2 separate regions of the Homo sapiens genome follow, and region 2 is linked to region 1. The links are chromatin loops, found by intact Hi-C in ENCODE. Cell type or tissue: heart right ventricle. All regions are shown on one strand. Links, peaks and the distances in the headings refer to the core of each region. The heading gives the core; the rest is flanking DNA.

Region 1 (2,928 bases), core at 275-2,774:
TCAATCCTGGACTACACCCTGGACCATGAGGGAGACAATTGGCAAAATCTAAATGGAGCATGTGGATTTGATAGTATTATATCAATGTTATTTTCCTGATTTTGATGGTTGTATTTGCCTGTGTAGAAGACCATCTCTATTTTTAGGAAATATATACTAAAGTATTGATGAATAATATTGCCTCATATTTGAAACTTACTCTGAAATGGTTCAGAGAAAAAAAATCACGCATACATAGGAAGAGAAAAGGGTGAGAGAGAGAAAGGGGGGTAAGAGAAAGAATAAAAATTATAAGGTAAATGTGATAAGATGTTAACGGCTATGGAATTTGGGTAAAGGATAGAGACAGAAATGCTTTGTATTTTTCTCTCAACTTTTCTGAAAGTTTGTTATTTTAAAATAAAAGGTTAAAAGAATATATCGAGAACTCTTACAAATAATAAGAAAAACATGAATGATACAACATAAAAATGGAGGTGAAACATGAACAAACATTCTGCACAAGAGGATATACGTGTGGCAAATAAAGCCACAATGACATTTTTGACATCATTGGCAATCCCAGTTAAGACCATAGTGAGGTACCATGTACCGTTTTGCATTTAACTGCCAAATGTTTTAAAATCTGAAAATACCAAGTGTTTGAAAGGCTTTGGTTTCAAATGATTTGTTATACATTTCTGAAAGGAGTGTAATTTGTTGCTGTCATTCTAAATGACATTTTGTCACTCTCTCAGAGTTGAACATTTGCATACTGGGTGTGACCTAGCAATTCCACCCCTAAGTACATACCTAGGAAAATCTCTCATATACACCTATACCTGGAGATATGCACAGCATACTCACAGCAGTGACACTTATAATAGGGAAAACCTAAATGCCCATTGGTGGAAGAGTGGCAAAAGAACTGTGGTACATTCACACCACAGAACATTGTAGAGCAGCTAAAACAAAGGAACTCTAAGATGGAAGAATTTTAACAATATAATAGAAAATGAAAAAGGAAGCCATTCCCCAATTACATACAGTATGACACCAGTTTTGAAAAGTGAAAACTAAAATACAAAAAAATTATGCATATATAGAGATTCATAAAACTGTACACAAAGAATGAAAGCTGAGAGTGGTCACATGGAATGTGTGGTTTTATTGCCACAGAGAACATTATGCCCTAAAGGTGAATTGATATTTCTAACTTTAGAAACTGAACATTTTTGATAATGTAATTAACAAGCTTTTTCCCCAGCTTTTATTCATCAAGTTTCTAATGTCTTAGAGTTCATTCTTATCCAGGATACCTCTTACACAGATTTGGCCTGTAGTTTTTTATAGTGAGCAAAATATGAAATTTTATACTTATACACTAAAATATATACTCCATGAAGACAGATATTTTGTGTTTCATGTTTACTATTGTATCTCCAAAATCTAGCACAGTACCTGGTATATAGAAGACAATCAATACATCATATCTACTAATCGATAATAATAATGAATGCAAATCTGTATTTGTCAATGTTAAAGGGCAACATTGCAGTAACATAACATTTCCAGTGGGTGGAGCCCACGTTGCATTTTGTAAAGTGAAAATTTTTGATGCATGCTTTCTTGTCCTTGGGAGAATTTTAGTTGGTTCTGTGGTACCTCTGTAATAAGTTTGGATTTTCTTTGAAGTGCACTAATTGTCACAGAACTGCAACCTTTTTCGTGTGGCATATTCGTGTTTAATGAACAACTTTCTAATATTTAAACCATTTGGTTCTTGAGTTAATATCAAGTAAACTGTTTTTCCTCTCCACACAATTCAATTAGGTTGCTAAGTTTATTGTACTTATTTCTAGGTAAAAAACTAAACATGTTAAAGAATGAGAAAAATCTGTTTAAAATAGAATGAGTCGTAAAAAGATGGTAAACAATGTAACATGAATGCCAACTATGATGATAATGTCTAAGGAAAAAAGAATCAAAGCAATTTTCCGTATTATTTCTATACCCAAAGGCCTGACATTGCTGTAAGCTCAGGGCATTTGTCTTACCTTATTTAATTTAGCTTCCTTTCTTGAGTCACTTGCAGAAAATCATCAGTTACATAGGGGATCATCCCCACATGGCTCTGTGCATCTGCTACCCTGGCCCATCTCTCATTCCTCCCTATTTTGGAAAATTTCCACCATGCTATCCGGAATTCAAAATCCACCATCTGCAAAATTCCCAGATCCTTTATTTCTTCTCTGAACACTGTTTGCTTTTTTGCTCAATGGAAACCTGGCTCTAGTGTGAGGAGCGTGCTGTCTTGCATGTAGCTTTTCTTCCCATACCCCTCTGACTACCAGGCCTTGGGGGCCAGTAGATGCCGGCCAGCCCCTCATCGCTGTCTCCAACAATTCTCCTCTCCACCTCTCTAACCCCCAGCTTTGAAGTCTTTGTCATCCAACGATTGCACAACCCCCCTTCCTACTGCAGTCATCTACTTCTAGTCTCTCCTCTTCATTTCTATAATGTTTTTAGATCCTGGCTCACTGTCAATTTCCCCCTAAAACTCCTGTGACAAGTTTTGGTTATTTCAGTATCCAGACAGATGATCATTTTGAAACATGGGCTCCAGGTTTCTTAACCTCCTCTCCTTTAGGGATCTTCCCCCCACCTTACCTCAGTCACTCATTCCCATGGTCACAACCCTTGCCTTTGTGTTTACCAACAACTACATCCCTACCTTAATCTCGGTTTCTAGCATATACATCCTTACCATTGCATTCTATCAAAATACTCTCAGATGCCCTGTCTTCACTTTCCCAACTCCACTGGACCTTCAGTCCATTGCTTTGGTCACCTTTTCTCCTTCTCTTGCTCTTCCTCATCACCTCACTTTACAGCCTTATATGGAAGGGATTCCATGCTTTCACATTGTTATAACTTTCTTGCATATTT
Region 2 (2,928 bases), core at 331-2,830, 200 kb after region 1:
CTCAAGGGTGGGAGGTTTCATGTGGTTGTGATGTGCACGTCTGCAGAGCTGGACTGCCGGGTTTGACTCTGCTGCCACCACTTATTATCTGTGCAACCTTGAGAAATGTATTTTGCTTCTCTGTTCCTCATCTAAAATGAGGGTGCTAATAATAGTACCACCTTTATATTGTTGTGAGAATTAAATGACTTAATTCACGTAAAACGATGCTTCATTCATGTTGAGTGTTCTATAAATATTTGTTATCATAATCAATCACCCCACTTCACAAAAGCAATGCATACTACTTTAGGCTTTTAGTCTGGGACAAATTACTTCTGCCCTAGGGAGAGAAAAATTTTGTTTTCCCATTCTGTCCTCAGGCAGGCTTCCTAAAGGTATTTCCTACCCAAAATTAACTTCTTCTCAGGACAGTAATTATGGAACCATCAATTCCCTACAGGAGAAGCTCTACTTTGAGCTCTAGGGGTAAATTCTTCTCATGGTTCTATGCTATTTTGAGAGGTGCTATTTCCCAAAGCCTGAGTTATCTGATCATAATCCTTTTAAGTGTATTTTATTGAACCTGCACTTCATTCAAATGCCCATGCTTATGTTAAAGTACATCAATAAACCATTATATTCGAATCTCTCTGATATATTCTGAATTTTTGAACCCTTTTTTTTTCCTTTGGTTTGTTTTACTAAATACATATAGCATATGTTCACAATGATAGTAATTTGACTTCAACAAAAATATTGCAGTTTAATTACGGAGGACTTTTTGTTATATTTGAATAAAATGTATTAAAAGCCAAGCAATATGCTCAAGGGATCAAAATTGTTACAATAGGTAGAGTTTGTATTTTCAAGGAGCAAAGTAACGTGGATTATTATAATAATTATTGTTATTTGAATAACTAAAAGCTATCTATTTTTTATTTGGCCTTTTAGTTTGGTAATTGCTGTAAATGCTTATTTCTAACTCTCCCTTTGGTACATCATCCTTAGAGAATTAACAACACCTAGTTTTTATAATTTCACTAAGCTTGAGTGTCAAAATTTTCTAGTCACATAGTTTGAGAAAATTATGAAATAAGCAGTAAACTGATTAGAATAATTATAAATTTTATTTTGGAGTAGATGCATATTTTTAGGGAAAGGGGACGCTTAAGAATGTATGTAGGCTGGCCAGACACAGTGGCTCAGGCCTGTAATCCTAGGACTTTGGGAGGCTGGGGTAGGAGGATTGCTCAAAGCCAGGAGTTCAAGACCAGCCTGGGCAACATAGCAAGACCCTGTTCCAAAAAAAAATTTTGTTTTTAATTATATGGGCATAGTGGCACATACTTGTAGTCCTAACTACTCAGGAGGTTGAAGCAAGAGGATAGTTTGAGCCCAGGAGTTTGAGGCTTCAGTGAGCTATGATTGCACGGCTGCAGTCCAGCCTGAGCAACAGGGCAAGACCCTGCCTCAAACAGCAACAACAACAAAGTACGTAGGCTAAGGGGAAAAGGTTAAAAATCTTTCTCTTGTCTGAAAAGCCAAAATAAAGACAATTATTAATAGGTTATGGGAAGTAAGATGAGATTCAAAAATCCCCCATACATATGAACAAAGCCACAAACACCAATGCGTTTCTGTGTTCTCCAGTTGAGCAGGACTCCAACATGACTCAGGTAGCCTATCATAGCTCTAATTTCCCAGATGTCTCATGCACTCCAAGAGTTCCGAACACTGTGTGAAAGGGAAGTGTCAGCCACTGCTTGGGGGCATAAAACAGCCAATCTCAGTGATGAAGCAGTCTTCAGGCATGGATTTACCCCCTACGTAATTGAGAATTTGTTTGAGAAGTTATCTATTAGAAAATGTGCTATAATTACTGGGGGTTGTGTGTGTTAAGGAAATTGTCGGGGACCTTGGAATTGCTAGCTGATGACACAACTGGAGAAAGCTATCTTCTCTGTTCTGAATTTTTGTTCATTAAGCAGCCGAAACTACTGATTCATTGTGTATGATTAGGGCATGCAAATAGAGTCATGAATAAAGAGTGCTAAAGATGACCCAGACATTTTTCTTATTAGTGCAGATCTCAAAACATATTCTTTTATGTCTCTACACCATAAGCAATTAGGGTGTATATGCAACATATACCACAAACAATTGCCACTGCCACATAGGATAGACTAGAGGATTTTTACTCTGTGTTCTATTTCACGGCTCAAAATGATTAGAATATTGCTATGCCCTTGTTATGGAAAAAAATTAAATCATACTTCTGCATAAGTTTTATTAAGTAAATTTGCTAAAACCTGATTAATAAGATAGTTTGCCCTCCAAAGTTGAAGACTTAAAAATAGTTTCATTGCTCTACTTTGTGCTTTTGAGGCAAGAGCTAGAACATTAAAGTTGTTCAAAAATAATTTAACAAAAATTTCAGTTTGTTACAAAAATATACCCTTGAAATAGCTTTTAAAAGTCAAGAAGTCTTCCTATATAAATATTTTATTAATGCCACTGTCACACAAATTTTTTCTTTTCTTTTTTTCTTTTTTTTTTGAGACAGAGTCTCACTGTGTTGCCTGGGCTGGAGTGCAGTGATCTCGGCTCACCGCAACCTCTGCCTCCCAGGTTCACGCCATTCTCCTGTCTCAGCCTCCCAAGTAGCTGGGACTACAGGCGCCCGCCACCACGCCCAGCTAATTTTTTGTATTTTTAGTAGAGACGCGGTTTCACTGTGTTAGCCAGGAGGGTCTTGATCTCCTGACCTTGCGACCTCATGATCTGCCCGCCTCGGCCTCCCAAAATGCTGGGATTACAGGCATGAGCCACTGCGCCCGGCCAAATAAAAAATTTTATTATCCAATGTTCAACTTCTAGCTGCAATGACAGACATGAAGGAAGAAAAACTACTTCATCCAAATTTAGTACATATCAAACACAAATTCC

Evidence for each region. A loop is a pair of places that touch in the nucleus more often than their neighbours do. Peaks named below come from ENCODE experiments on the same cell type or tissue, not always from the same donor. Only the 100,000 strongest peaks of a DNase experiment are listed, where the experiment ranks them.
Region 2: it touches region 1 in a loop (2.4-fold over the local background); 3 of 110 quality-filtered maps call a loop at or near these places.

What each region holds. Positions count from the first base shown.
Region 1 is chr12:63,102,176-63,105,103 of GRCh38, forward strand. No RefSeq gene overlaps it. Among named protein-coding and RNA genes, the nearest start is that of AVPR1A, 48 kb to the right of the region's middle. In heart right ventricle, for the core only: CTCF peaks have their summits at 1,538 (motif pointing right) and 1,745; no DNase peak of the experiment used is centred there.
Region 2 is chr12:63,303,340-63,306,267 of GRCh38, forward strand. The region is part of intron 1 of LINC03056 (long intergenic non-protein coding RNA 3056); the gene reads right to left. Among named protein-coding and RNA genes, the nearest start is that of LINC03056, 69 kb to the right of the region's middle. In heart right ventricle, for the core only: no CTCF peak of the experiment used is centred there; no DNase peak of the experiment used is centred there; H3K27ac peaks cover 805 bases.